Linked DNA regions of Homo sapiens: region 2 is linked to region 1. A link is a loop called in an ENCODE intact Hi-C map of the cell type or tissue named here. Cell type or tissue: heart right ventricle. All regions are shown on one strand.

Region 1 (8,000 bases):
ATACTGCTTTAGTGAAGCTGATTTCAGCTAGGTATTAGTGGAGCACGATCTGAATCAATACACACAGGTACTGGTGACTGACACTAGTACTCACAGGCATTTGCATTTTTAAAAGAAGATGTTTTATAGCTTAAGTAGTCTTCCATTTGGTATAATTTTAGGTATTACAATGAGATTGTAATTCGTAAGTTACATAAGTAAAAAAACAGATGTATATTAAAAAAAAATAATGGTCCCATACCCCTAGGCCAAAGATATGCCTATACAAATAGCTTCAAAAGAAGCTAATGTGAGAGAGAAAATTGGTAGAACTGGGTCCAGTAATGTAACATATGGTGAAAGGCATACTGTAAAGATGAAAGTGTTCATTGACTCTTATTTTGAATTACATTTTTAGCTCTAAGTAAAGCATTATTGTGATCTCAAATTTTATTGGGTTTTTCCCTCCAACCAAACTTAAAATTTTACACACATATCAAACATTTTCTTATGGTTTACTCTTCACTGTACTCAAATGCTTAGCTAAATTAATAATACCATAGAGCTTGATCATGTCATTCCAACCTCTGATGAAACCTGTGTGTCACAATTGTACACAACAAGCAAACAAATTCAGGGCAAGTGTACACACTCCTCCACATACATACATCTGTGCACAGATTCTCTCATCATACGTACATACACACATACACCCATACACACTATAGTTGTCAACCAACTAAATTGCGGAAGGCACATATCTGACATGGCCATCATCAAGATTACTGTAGTTTAAGTTACTATCTCTTGACACTATTTGCCTTAGCTATAGTAAGGTCACAAAGGCATTGATTCCAAAATTCTTCTCTGAGGTTGAAACATGCCCACAAACTGTCTCCTAATAAAATATTTCAAAGAGACAACGTAGTTTGGTGGAAGAAAAAGGTAGTCAATTAGAAATCTTCAATTCTAGTTCCCACTCTATCACTAACTAAAATTAAACATGTTTATGAAACACTGAACTACAGGTAAGAAGTCTATGGGCTAAAAAATATTTTAAACAATCATCCCAGTCCTAAAACAGCACACAAGACACCTGGACAGACAAACCAAGACTTAAAAAGTTAAACAATAAAATTCTTAAGAACTTCGAGATGGTAAGTGGTAAATGTTACTAGCCAATAACATTTGAAAAAGAAAAAAAGACCACTTAATCGTTTCTATAAAATTTCAGAGCACAGAGGATTTACTTTAGATTGAGATGATTTACAAATGTTGACTGGGATAAAATACAATTTCACCTTGATCTTGAAAAATTCATAAGAACTGAACAGCAGGAATAGATACATTTTTTACACGTATATAGTGCTTTGTAATTTCCATTGTATTTTCCTGCACACTTTTTCAACCTTCCCAATAATACGATGTGAACGATATCATTTATCACTCTCATTTTACCAATGGAAAAACTGGAGTTACAAGTGGTTGAATGGCTTATTCAAAACCTCAAAGCATACGTTCATTCATTGACTGTAATTATTTGAACAGCTAGGAAATGCCAGGCACTGCTGCAGGCACTGGGAATACAGCAGTGAATAAAGCAAAGACCCCCTCCTCATGGAGCTAATATTGAATAATACAAAATACAACATAAACTGAATCTTCGATGGGCAGGAAATAGGGACAAGGATATAGCAGACAACCGGAACATTAAGAAAAAAAGCTTTGGAGCTAGAAAGTCCATGATACATAATAAATCGTACAGTAGTTTCGCCACCACTGCGGTTGAAGTGGGTTTAGAGAAAGTTTGGAGGCATTGTGAGGCCTCTAAATGGCTACAAAGTTTGGACTTGATGCAGTATACACTAAAAGGAACAATATGATTTAAGCAATACTTTTTAAATAATGTAATTTACATTATTAATAGTGTGTTAATTACAATAACAATTGATGACTTACTACAGGCCAGGTGCTCTCCTGAACACTTCGTGTTAACTTACATAATTAGTACTATTTTTAGTTCCACTTATCCATGATGAAACTAAGGCACAAAGAGGTTTAGCAACTTGGACAAAACTAGACAAATAACAGGGCCAAGAAATGAACTGACTTTTTTGTCCAGAATCCAAGATCTTAACCATTCTGCCTACATACGAGGCACAAAAACAGCTGACAGGTAAGGAAGAGACTAAAAACAAGACGACCAATTTCTTGTCAATTACAGTAACCTTGGCCTGAAATATTATGGATATAAATTTGGTAGCTGTGGAAATTCAAAGACAAAAACAAACATATGGGAAAGGATAAAGGAAAGAATAAATTGGCTTTATTAAATAACTAAATTTTTAAAATAACTGCAAGTTCAAGTCTGGGAGACTAGGAGAAGGTGCTCCTAACCAACAAAAACAAGGATGTCAATGGAAGAAGCCAACTTGAAACTAACCAACAAAAACAAGGATGTCAATGGAGGAAGCCAACTTCAAACTGAGTAGTTTTGATCTGCATGAGATGTTATCAGCATCCTAGGGAGGAAATGCAGAAATGGACTCAGGAACTAAATCAGCTACAGACATCGTGTTCTATAACCTCTTCCTGGGTAGGATATTTCCTCTTTTGAAAGATGATGAGTTTAATCCACATGACTGTTGAGGTCTTGTTTGGATCCATGATTCTACAATTTTGTAATTCTATAAGCGGAGAGTAATCTTGAAAATTCTGAGCTAAAATTTCATGACCAAGGTAATTCATTTGTTCTTCAGGAGCTTCTGCATTTATTTCTGAAACCTTCTCCAAACTTCTTCTATGTGCTTTTGTGCTTTTATAACATCAACTCCCATGAACCAAAGTAAGACTTTTTGAAGGAAAAACAAAAACACATCATATCCTGATTTGTTTTTCTTTTAATTGTGGCTTTAAAATAGGTACTTTAGCTTGCGATGGAAATCTTACTGATAAAATGAGGGCTAAGAAATGAAATAAATCAGGACCTTTAAAAAAAAAAAAGCTGTTTAACTTAATTTAGCATTCTCCTTCTCCAGAAAACACAATATACTTCATAGATTGTCCAACTACAGACTGAATAAGTTACACACTTCATCACCACCAGCCATTAATCTTTCAGCCAGCAAACAGGTAGGCGGGAAGAAGTCTAAATTTAAAAATAAATTTAAAAGAGGAGTTTTTATAAATGCAAGGAATTTCCTTTAGCCCTTACTAGAAGATGCACAAAAGCACAGGGAAATATATGCAAACTCTGGCTTTATTCTCCATGCCTGAGTCTGTGAGTTGTAACAAAAAACATAGCAAAAATTATTTTCAAATAAAGTAGAACAAAATACTTCATCCTGTTCAGGAAGTAGCTCCTGTGAGCTGGTTTCTAGGTAACTGTGGACCCACTAGAGGGCAACAGAGTGTTCAGAAAGCAATTTGGCTTAAGAATAAAGAGCCTGGCTTTAGGTCACTAGTTCATGCAGCATTGCGCAAACCAGTCTCCATTTTAAAATCATGTTACATCTCCAAATGCTCCTTATGTTACCAAATAATATGTTCTGATAAAAGGATTCTCATTTCCAGTTTAATCATACTGGCATTTTCATTTCGCAAATAATAACAATATATTAATCCAAATGTTCTGTCATATTCAATATCTTCTTATAAAACTATTTTACCAATTTAATAACTTCATTCATATCAGTTTTGTTTAAAAAGCAGTTAAAATATACAGTAAAATAGTTTATTTGATGTTTAAATACCTAAAAACATCTAATGGTAACATCAAAACACCTACATTAAAAATACTGTAATAGCACTACCATAGTATCATTAATATAACAGCATTTGAGTTCTCAGTATATGCTATACTATACTTAAAATTTTATATAGTTTACCTACCTAGTTTTCCTACACCAACCCTGTAAGAACATTATATTCATTTTACAAATGGGGAAACCAAGACCAGAGAGATGAAGAAGCTTGCCCAAGGACTGATAACTAATAGGAGATAAAACTGAACTGAAATTATAACATTTGAATACCAGATATCACATGTGATCCAGTGGGCAATTCACTTGGAAGCCCTGAAAACCACTGGCATCTCTCCAAACTAGCCCCCTAGGATAGGCAAAATTTAGTCAAGAACAGAGGCATCTTTCCATGTTACTTTACTACATAATACAGTATTACTTTTGTACAGTTAATGAAACCATGGCAGTAATTGACTTTATATAATAGATGTGATAGACTGCCATGTTTTCATGTTATATTGCAGTTGTCTTCTTCAACCCAGCCAAAAATTAATAATGGCAATTACCAAAGAAAATAATCATTTTAAAAAGCTTAATACTCAGAAGCTCTCATGCTCACTTAAAAGGAAGGAAGCATTAAGCTTTGCAGTGGTTTACTAAGCATCAGTCTTCAGACTTCTTAGGGCCTTTACATACTGCAGCGAGAAACTGATAAGTGAACAAGGCTGTTTGTCTGTGACTTTGAAATAATTTCTACACTATAGACGATAACAGCATAATTAGATATTTAAAGATCAAGTCTCAAAGAGTGAAGGCTCACCCAATAAACTGAGGATCATTTGTGATGGACTTTGGGAGGAAGGCAAAGAACAAGGAACCCATCTGAAGTACAAAGCATTTATCTCATCCTGCAGGATCTCAATGCCCAGTCAATATGAAATTTGAGAAGACTAACATCACTTTAAAAGTTAAAATGGGAAAAGAGGCAGTGTATGTATTAGTGTCCTATTGCTGCTGTAGCAAGTCACCACAAATGCAATGGCTTAAAACATCACAAATTTATTATCTGACAGTTAAGAAATCTGAAACAAGTCTCACTGGGCTAAAATCAAGGTATCAGCAGGACTGTGTTCTCTCTGGAGGCTTTAGGGGAGAATCCATTCCCTTACTGATTCCAATGTCAGAGGCCAGCTACATTCTTCGCTGGTGGCACCTTCTCCATCTTCACAGCTGGCATTGGCTGGGTGTGTCTTTCTCACATTTATCTCTCTAATACTCTCCTGCCTTCTTCTTTCATTTATAAGGATGCTTGTGACTACATTGGGTCCATCCAAATAATCCAGAATAATCTCTCCATTTTAAGATCCTTAAGCACATCTGCAAAGACGCTGTGTCATGTAACATTCATATTCACAGGTTGTAGAGATTAGGGAGTAGACATTTTTGAGGCGCCATTACTCTGCCTACTGAAAACAGCACAGTCTATAGTTGGTGCAAAAAAGTAGTTACTGTAATACAAACTTGTTTTTCTTTGTAATTGCATATGGTGGTTAGACTTCAAGTGCAGTCTAAAGCGTCCAACTGAAATTAAACTGTATCTAAATCAAATAATCTGGGTCCTAGAGAAAAGAGGATGCAAAAGAAAGCAACAGAGGTAGAGCTGACAAGCCTTTACAATAAACTAGATGCAGGCTATAGGCAAACAGGGTTGAAATATATTAAATATGTATGGCATATTAATTCTGAATTAATTTATAAATAAATTGTATACTCAACTGTTTTGTTATACTCAACAGTTTGGTCTATTACCAACCTTTTCTTAGCAATGGTGGTGACTACGTAAAAGCAAAATTCATGTTAATTTATGACTGATGAATTTTCGTAATAGAAATTATAGATACAAGCGCCAAACTGCTTGACACATCAGAGAAGAAAAGAAATAAGATTACAGAAATTTAAATTCTAGGTTCCAGAGTCTGATTGTGCCATTTACTACCTGTGTGATCTTGGGCAAGTTACTTACAATTTCTGTGATTATTCTGGAAATTAAAAATAGGGATAACACTAGCTCTTGTCTTCAGGATTGCTTTAAAATAACGTAGAATAAATAAGGGCCAAAGACATTCTGGGCCATTGCTAGTCATCAATGATTAGGTTGTTACTATTGGGTGAACTAAGTTGGTAGCCTTTAGCAACCAGAGAGGAGACATGAGTGTAAAATTACAATTCTTAGATATTTATCCCAAAGAACTCGAATCATCAGACTGATAGACAAACTGAAGAATCTTGAGAATAACTGTCACAACCAGATAATTATTAAGTTTCAGCACAACATTTTATACAAATAGTTATCATAAGATGCAATATTCCAAAGCTGTTCCAATAATATTTTGACACATATAGGCTAGAAGTAGTGTAACACAGTGGAGACTTGGTCCCCGTGGAAGCTGTACTAGGAAAGCAAGTTTAAAAAACCAAAGCTCCCAAGCAGATACCATGTATGCGCCAAGCACTATGTTGGCCAAAGGAATAATAGAAGTAAGACCACAGACAAACCACTTTAGGCACAAGTTTTAAAAGTCATTTCTTAAGAACACTGGCTGAACTTTGTTAGAGCCTTCTCTAATTTGAAGTACAATATCATTTAACCTCTAGTTTCTACCTTTACTGAAGTGTATGGGATGGTGTTACCATACACTAAATGGCCCAGCCTCCCCTGCTTTCTAAGTTTCTGTTTTTCCTGCCTGATATGCTGCAATAGACCAACAGTTCCTTAATGCCACTTCTCACCTGGAGTGAGAGTCTTTCCTAGGAGGTGAGATATTTTGGGGTTAGCACAATGATTATGTGCATCTATCCGTGCCTCTTTGGACTTGTTCTCTATCCACATTTTAAATGCCAAAGATTATTAGGTAGCCAATTTGCAAACAGGTGAACTGTTATTTTGTCTAAGCTCAATACCGCCTCAAAGGATCCTGAGTGAGACTGATATGTCATTAAGCATCCACAAAGCATCACTTATAGTTACTTCTTAATCTAAACTGCCAAAAAGTAAGGTAAAATGAAATTTGGCAGGGCCTTCTTTCCACAATAGACATATGGACTATAAAGAAATCTTAAGATTACCAAGGTTGTCAGAAAAATAAGAAATTCTTTTTTTCACCTTTTTTTTTTTTTTTTTTTAGATGGAGTCTTGCTCTGTCACCCAGGCTGGCCTGCACTGGTGTGATCTTGGCTCACTGCAACCTCTGCCTCCTGGGTTGAATTGATTCTCGTGCCTCAGCCTCCTGAGTAGCTGGGATTACAGGTGCATGCCACCACTCCTGTGTAATTTTTTTGTATTTTTAGTAGAGATGGGGTTTCACTGTGTTAGCCAGGATGATCCTGATCTCCTGACCTCGTGATCCACCCACCTTAGCCTCCCAAAGTGCTAGGATTACAGGCATGAGCCACCGTGCCACTTACGTATTTTTTAAGAAGAAGAAATGGCAACACAATTTTTTCTAGCAACATCAAAAGTATAAATTGTCATAAACTCTGCAGAACAATACCAATTAGGCATCATGTAGAAATATTGAAGTACATTAACAGAATTGTTAAAGCCGAACCCAAGCAGTACTAATCCTCAGCTAGGATTTTAACTGATTATCTCACTTTTTTACCTTATTTAGTAATGGTGGTAGAGTCCCATTAAAACAGAGATTACATATAATAAAGCTGTTTCTGTGTGTAGTAAGTGGATTATGGTTATAAACTGCATTGCTGAGATAGTTTAAAAGAATGCTCTAAATGTGAGAGCTCTATGGGACAAATTATCTCCCTGGGCACTGTTCATGGACTTATCCTTCTAGTAATGAGGTATTGGATGAAGCTGGGGTAAGACATTTTCTTCTCGTCCTTCCTAAACTTGCCATTTTTTGGCCCTTCATTTTAATGTTCTGGACATCAGTGAAATTTAAGACAGGAACTGCCTTCTACATTAATAAACAATTAAAATATCTGGATTATTTCAAAGGAAGAAGATGATCCCTAGGGAAGAAGCAGAAAGTGAAACAGGGTGAAAGAACTAAAAACCCTTCTTCAGGGTTCTGAAGGTTAATAATACATTAGTTACCCTTTTATTTACCCTGAGACCAACTAAATAAACAGGAAGTATATATCAAAATTACATACAGCAAGAGTCAAGTGTAGAAAGTAAAGCTGTCTTTTTCACTCATTAATTCAGTAAGTATTTTTGGGAATCAAGTTTGTGTAAGATATTATACCAGATACTACTAA
Region 2 (8,000 bases), 980 kb before region 1:
ACAGACCAGTAGTTGGGAACTTCTGATCTGATGTGTTCTATTTACACACAGCCTTCCATAAATGCTCTTCCGTTGAAGGAAACCTGGACAAGCATTCCTTCACATTTCCTCTCTGGGTACTTTTCAATATGGGGCAGATGTTTCAGGTTTCTTGGAAAAACCACCAAGAACAAGTTCTCGAAAATGCTGCAGTGGTGGAATTCCCAGATTTACCTGTGACCTTTAGCAGCAACTGCAGAGAGCCAATTTGAAAACACCAAAAGCCTCGCCTCATGCAGGCAGGAGCTTTGCAGGGACATGTTCAAAGTAGCGGCTGATGGGTTTATGAGCTGGAGCCAGACCTTTCATCACCAGCCCACTCAACCATTGGTGGTTACTAGAGGTTCGTTTCAGGTATGCTTTTCCATCTGTGTTCATCCCACTGTACTTACGAAATGTTCATGGATGCATGACTATGCCAGAGGTATGCGAGCAAGACAGAGATTTAGGTCTTGCCTCTCGGGAACACAGGATCTAAAAGCTCCAGAAGTTTCATGCTTCCACAATAGATATCACGTGTCACATGGTGCTTCCCCTTATCGGAGCCCTAACATCAATAAGCTCTCACCCTGAAAAGGAAAGATCTAAGGCATAATTGCATCTTAATCTGTAATTTAACACACTGCCCTAGTTAAGGTTTAGCTACATCTGTCTCAGAAGCAAAGCTTCAGTTAAAATGGAATAGGTCCTAATTTATTATTCTCTCTTTTGTTTGATGTCAAAGTCCAGGTTTCTGGTCACTAAGGGTTTTTTTTTTTTTCTTACTCGCCTTTTAAACAATCAACTTTTTTTTTTTCCAGCACACTTGAATATTGCCCAGTAGTTTCTATTTGACATTTCTATTCTAAATTGATATTTCTAGTATATTCTATTTGGTGGGTTTCTGGAATCCTTACAGATTTCCATAAAGTATTGAAATCTCCTTCACTCCATACTGGGTGTATATCTCATTTCTTCCTCAGACACAAACACTGGATCTGGTAGGAGGGGCCCTTATGAAACAAAATTTAAAAAGCAGCAGCAAAATGTGCAAAATTCATTCAGACCTCCCTGGAATCCTTGGAAAAAGAACCTAAAGAAGCCCTATTGCTTCTTCCAGTCTGCCTGGCTTTAGCATGAGTCTGATCTTCCTATGCTACATTAATTTTTCTACCTTTGAGGCAATAAGCGTATCAAAAAGACCCAGTCAACCCTCTCCCTTAAAACAGCACTCTCCATTAAATCTTCTGCAAGGACGGTGGTCTCTGTGCTGTTCACATGGCTACTGCGCACTGGAAATGTGGCTAGTGTGAGTGAGTCACTGAACTGTAGGTTGTATTTAATTTTATTCATTTAAATGTAAATTGCCGCATGTGCTTACCAGCTACCATGTTGGACAACTCAGCCTCAGAATCAAAAGACCAGAGCTGAATAATTCCCATAGAAACCCATAGAAATTCACACCCTTATCAATCTCTGTGGTTACCATACTTGTTTGCCAAGAAAGGAACCCCAGTATCAGCAGAAGTTCTGATTACCAAGGCAGCATTTGAAAATGCTCACTGTCTGTTTGGTTAAGGAAGAGAAGAGCTAGCTTATATTCATATTATTGTCTATCATCCCATGTTCTTTCTACGCTCTCTTGGATGACTTTCCCAGAGCACTCACCAGGAGTCAGGGTCTTTATGATGCTCTCCCAGCTTCGGGCCTCAACTCCACTCGTCAGTGGAGACCACCGCGGAGAAGCAGGTGGGGGCAGCAGAAGCCTTGAGGACAGGGCAGCTGGACCTTCAGTCTCTACTTGGGTGTCCTTGAAAATTCTGTTAACCAATTTGGAACCACTTTTCTCACCTACAGAATGATGGGTTGACTTGAATGATTTTTAACCTTATCTGGTTTTGAGTTTTGGCTATGACTCTTTCCTGATCGCATTCTCACTCGTGGATTTAAAACAGGCTTTAGTCTGAATTCTGTAGGCCAACCTAAGCAAGTTGAAATTAATGCTCTTTTATCCTTAAACTGTTAATGCATGGATGGGGCTTCAATGGATATTCCATCATCATAGTATTTGCATTGGGTACTTTTCCCAAACAGCGAGTGCTAATGAGTATGTCAGGCATCTTGGCAGGGCTTTTTGAGGAGATATTTTTCAACAAGGCTTTTTCTAGCCTATCATAAAAAATACAGATTCCACTTGGCAATCACAACCAAAGGCCAAGAATGTATTTGTAACGTCATAGCACTTATAGGTTATGCAATTGGATATTTTAGGGCTACGATATGAAATTTTTAATCATTCAGAAATATTTTGAAGAGAAAATTCCCATTCTCTTACTAAATTCATAGATGAATTTTCTTGGAAACTTGAATCTTCCACCCACTAGTGCACATTACCTTGCCTTCATTCACATGCATATGTACCCTATCAAATCCCCCACAGATTTGTAAGGGATTTTTTTATTGTTGCTATTGCTGTTTTCAAATTTGTAACCTGTGACTTATGGTGCCTTAATTAGACATCTACATGTCAGGTGATTGTTACATTATGATGGCAATAGCTGCTAATTTGAGCGTGAAAGTCTTGATGGAAAGGCAGTAGTCAGGGAGCTGACCTTTTGCTATTGAGGAGACTCCAGGGTGGGTTAATTCACACCCACCATAGTCATTAGTTCCCACTCTCCTCCGTCATATTTACTCCTACATAGTTTACTGAGCTGCCAATCAACCCTTAGTATCTGGATGAGCACACTGATGGGGAGGGGGCTGGCATGGCGCTTGCTTTCCTGCTGCAACCAAGAAATCATTTATAGAGGCAGTCTCTTTTTCAGTCTCCAGACTCAGATACTATTTATTTATTTCAAAATTAAATAAAAAAGAAAATAAGTAGTACACATCTTTTAAAAATTCAAATTACACGAAAAAGTATCCTGTACAAACTTCACACCTGTCCCTTAGTTTTCCAGTTCACTTCTTCCCCATTGATGCAGGTTTTGCATATTCTTCCAGAGATATTGAGACGATATGGCAAAGTTAAAAGCAAAGACACATTTTATGTTTCTCTCTAACTTTCCTTCTCTAGCTCTTTGCCTCCCTCTTTCCTCTAGTCCAAAGCAGTAATGATCTTGAAAACCATTAGGGGGCAGCTGTGACCAGAAAAGGAAACAACAAGCAGAAACGAGGAACTAAAATCCTAGAGGAAGAGAGATGCAAAAGGAAATGAAAGGAATGCTAAGCAGAGAGACCAGCCAAAGAGAAAAATGGAAAAAAGAGGAAGACGAAGAAAGAAAGAAACACAAGCATTATAAAACAAAAGGAAATGGAGAGCGAGGTGATGATATTAAAAAGCTAAAGGCAGCGTGTGTGTTAGGGGAGGGATAGCTTATGAAGGCCAGGGATTATCTGAGGTTTTGTTTTGTTTTGGTTTGATTTGTTTTTTTTTAAAGCAAACCTGTGGAACCCGATTGACTCAATGTTAGCAGAAAGTAGGAAGTTATCTTTTTCAGAACTGGAAGGCATTTATTGTGCTGGACTTTACATTCTTAGGACATGCTTCAAACTGAAGGGTTCTGAGCACCCTCTGTCCATTTGGGCTTGCGACGTGGCGGGCAGGATGGAGAGGAACAGCCCGCTTCCCTTACATCTTCAGAGTGCTTAGAAATGCTTTCAGGCCTCAGCAAGACAGCAAAATTAACCTGAATATAAAGGTGTAATTCTATTTCTCAGGGCAGCAGAGCTAAAAAACGAAGGAAGGGGCTTCTTTTGAAGCCGATGCGATAATCAAAGTGCTTTCAGGTGTACTTCGGGCATACCTCCCCTGGTTTCAGCAGGCTAACTTCATTAAAGCGCCTAGCTACTGCTTTAATGTTTTCTAGGCTTTCCCCCAGGGTACATTAAGCAGAAACAAGCTCTCATGGGAGCTTGTTCCCTGATGTTTTGCATTGTGGATGGAATGCAGGGGCAACATTTATGCTGGAATAATATTAAATGGGAAATCGTTTCTAGAGCACAATAAATATGATCACTTTCAGCTAGTAACCTCTTCTCTCTTTCTAATCCAAACTTTCCCTCCCCACCTTTAAAAAAGTGACAACAATTTTAGGAAACTCTGGTCTAGAGTCACCAGATAAAGCATGGACCATATGCCTCCATTTATTATTTGCTGAATCTGATTCAGAAGGTAGAATACTCCCCAAGCTGCCCCAAACTCTATGCCCAATGCTACTCATCAAAATTCAGTGAAAACTTTTATTTTAGGATCAAAGGCACCAGCTCTTGGTCACATTTGTTAGACTCATATATTTACTGAAGATCCAAGATGGGTAGAGTCTACTTTGGGTATGCTGGGGTTATAAAGAAAAAGCCTGGGGTGCACCTGCCCTAAGGAACCCTTAAGTCCTGGGCCAGATCAAACTGGGGCTTTCTCCAGTGGCCATTAGAGTTTTGATGAATTACGGTAAATTGCAATTTGACCTATTTTGAACAGTGGTCATTTTCCAGAATGTGAGGTTTCTCCTGTAGCTTAAAGTGAGAAGCTGTCTCTAATCCCACCTCTCTCTCTCTCATTCCCTTTTTCTGTGACATGGATTCCCAGAGTTGAGTTTCTAAACTGTTTTAAAATTCATACTGGAAACTTGTCCAAACAAAAATCTCTGACCAGAAGCAATTTGCTTCCCTTTAAAAAGTACCCTAAAGTTAAATTACATATTTACTTGACTTTGTGTTTCTTTGCTAGAATTTGGCAAGGATCTAGGATGTGAAAACATTTCCCATTTGATTTCTCATTTCATTTGATTATAACTTAGAAGGAATAAATGTAATTTTTGACCTTTCAACACACCTGGAAGTATGTGTTCCTCTTGCTGTATTTGACTGACAGTATTCTCATAAATAGTGTGGCTTCTCCAACACTGAGCTCCCTTACTCCTTAGAAAATGGAAGAGTTGGCTAGGCGCCATGGCTCATGCCTGTAATCCCAGCACTTTGGGAGGCTGAGGTGGCAGATCACTTGAGGTCAGGAGTTTGAGACCAGCCTGGTCAAGATGGCGAAACCCCAACTCTACTAAAAATACAAAAATTAGCCAGGCGTGGTGGCAGGTGCCTGTAATCCCAGCTACTGAGGAGGCTGAGACAGGAGAATCACTTGAACCCAGGAGGCGGAGGTTGCAGTAAGCCGAGATCGTGCCACTGTACTCCAGCCTGGGTGACACAGCAAGACTCTATCTCAAAAAAAAAAAAAAAGAAAAAAGAAAATGAAAGAGTTACACTTTAGGGGAGAGGAGTATTCTGGGGCAAGTCAACTTAATAATATTATTAGACTAAAAATATAAGACAACATATCATAGGGAACTCATGGCCCTCAACAGGGGTCAAGAGACCTAGACTCCGGTTCTGGCTTTTGTGTTGATGCTGTGTGCGCCTTGGCTACATCGTTTCATCTTCTTTTTCCTCCCTCATAAAAGGCAGGTTGTTATTCCACAGCAATGACCCTACCAAACTATTCAATCGAATCTACACTTGATAGAAAGCAGGGTCGAATCTACAGCCCTCCTTGTTAAAAAAAAAAAAATGTATGGAACATATGCTATATGCCAAGCTCTGCATGAGTGGAATAACAGCCAGTACATCTGTGAAGGTGGCTGTTCTCAGGAGCTTCACTTCCTTAAGGGAGAGACAGATAACACTCAGGACAGCAATGAGCAGGATCATTTCAGATGGTGATAATGAGTTCTAAGAAGAAAATAAGATAATGTGATAGACCAGGAAACCAGCAGTCAGGAAATCTGGTTTAGCCCTTCCACTAACCAAGGCTCTAATGTAAGCAAGTAACCTGGCTCAGGCTCAATCTCATCTTTAAGATAAGGGGTCATGCTGTTGTGTCACATTAGTGTTTTTCAGAGTTCAGACTGCCATTCGTTAATGGGTTATAAAACCAATTTAGAGAATTGTGATCAGCATTTTTAATGTAATAAATCAGAATAAGAGTATGTATTGTTTCATGAAACTGGTTTGTACATACATATATATATCCATACATATATAATATGTATATAAAAGGATATATATATGTAAAATATACATATAAACATACACAACTGTTCTGGGTCCCATGTAAAATATACTTTTGTGTGTATGAGTTGTCATAGATTAGATGACCTCTAAAATATTTTTAAGCTTTCCAACTCTGATTCTATTAAATTTTTATAGCAAGGGCCTAATGTAGCATAGTTTTTATTTGATTTTACTTATCATTAAATAAATGGTAGTATTGCTCTCATCAGAGAATTGCCGTGTTTAACTCAGTTTCAGGTACATGATTGGTGCTTGATAAATGTTTTTTGAATTAATGGAAATGAGATTTATACACTAGGTCTTAAAATAAATACAGCAACCTGATACGAATCACCAAAAAACTTACCAGTCAATGCATCAGAATAATTTACTATATCTTCCTAAATGCCAGCCATATAAACCAAATTCAAAACTTTATTGCCCTTTCTTTTTGTGATACTAGGAAAAGCCTTTCCTTAGAATTCTCAGAAACTCTGTTAATATTAAAAGAAAAAAAATAAGAGCTTAAAATATTCTTCCCCAAGAAAGGCAAACTGCTTTTTTCTTACTTATAACTGTAATTCAATAAACCTCTAGACTGTTTAAAGAAATAAAAGAATTAGTGCAGAAATTTTTCTATTTCTTTTCCTTGAGGACCCAGATAATTCTGCCTCCCTAAAAATTCCCCTGACCTTGCGAGTTTTAATTTCTTAAGCCACCTTTTTTTAGCATGCCAGTAATTTTACTTTAATGCAGACTTGTTCCTTAGTTACGGCTTAAGTAGTAGGCTTCTCAGTCTCAAAATTATTTTTTTAATTATACATTTGATTAGAGAATAGATGACCCAAGTCTTCCATCCTTCCTTTCCAGGAAGCCTTGTTGACATCCATTGGGATGGGAGAACCAGACCAAGGAGATCCCACTGAGGAATCAATGATACATCATCCTTAAGAAAGAAATGAGTAAATGGACCGTGCTCAGTGCCCAATGCACATTCCTATGAGTTAACTTTCAAGTGTATTTCCTTAATTGCCTGAAAACACATGGTCAGGCAAATTGACTTAGAGTTTAGCAGCGCTATACCCAATCTTCTAAATCCATTCCCTCCCACCTTCCCCAATGGGGCAGACACATGTATACGAAGAAGCAGCATCAGTAAACCGGCACCCTAGATGAAAGGCAACTGCTCATCCAGAAGGCACCAATAACACAGTCATGTTTCCATTAAGGGGCACCTTGGCTTATGCAAAACTGTACTTTTGAGATATGACATAGAAAATCACATTTTTGTGAATCAAAATGTAAATAATCTAAAAAAGGCACTATTTGAAGGGAGCCCAAATTTTTAACATGACTAAGGGCTCCAGAACTGATCAACCCTGTAAGTTTAGTTTGACATGGAATTAAGTATATTTGCTTGAAATTGGTTCTGAAACTATTATTTAGACAAAAACGTGTAAAAATCTTTGAAAGGCCTTTGTATCATTCTATGGTCTTTATTTGTATTGTCGTTATTATTACTCCTGTTATTAGTGATGAATTTGCCCAGGTCAGGGAAATTCAATGTATTTATGCTTTTCTTCACCTTGCCAACTGTAAGTCATATCAAATGCAAATCCATCCCATCCATTTCCCCAAGTAATTCCGATTTTTGTACATTTTTTTTCTTGCAGAATCTCTCATAGAATCATTTTAACAATTATACTCTGGTGAAGATATGCTAAGATTGGTAATTTTTTTTTGGTAGCTGAAGTTAACAGCACTTGTCATTCTGAGATACAACGCCCAACTGACACTGAGAAATGGCAGCTTTCAGTTAAACAAATGCAAAGCTGTATTTAGGCTCATTTGCAACATTGTCATGGGAAGAAATCAAAGCCTCCTCTGCTACTATTTAAAAAATCCTCACCAGGGCGATTCCATCAGAAATACTG

Evidence for each region. Hi-C counts contacts between places; a loop is a spot of excess contacts. Peaks named below come from ENCODE experiments on the same cell type or tissue, not always from the same donor. Only the 100,000 strongest peaks of a DNase experiment are listed, where the experiment ranks them.
Region 2: it touches region 1 in a loop (3-fold over the local background); 35 of 110 quality-filtered maps call a loop at or near these places.

Annotation. Positions count from the first base shown.
Region 1 is chr2:204,687,484-204,695,483 of GRCh38, reverse strand. The region is part of intron 2 of PARD3B (par-3 family cell polarity regulator beta); the gene reads right to left. Among named protein-coding and RNA genes, the nearest start is that of PARD3B, 150 kb to the right of the region's middle. In heart right ventricle, a CTCF peak has its summit at 3,365 (motif pointing right); a DNase peak (open chromatin) is centred at 3,403; H3K27ac peaks cover 435 bases.
Region 2 is chr2:205,671,266-205,679,265 of GRCh38, reverse strand. No RefSeq gene overlaps it. Among named protein-coding and RNA genes, the nearest start is that of NRP2, 7.2 kb to the left of the region's middle. RefSeq lists an enhancer at 1-851. In heart right ventricle, a CTCF peak has its summit at 3,152 (motif pointing right); no DNase peak of the experiment used is centred here; H3K27me3 peaks cover 426 bases.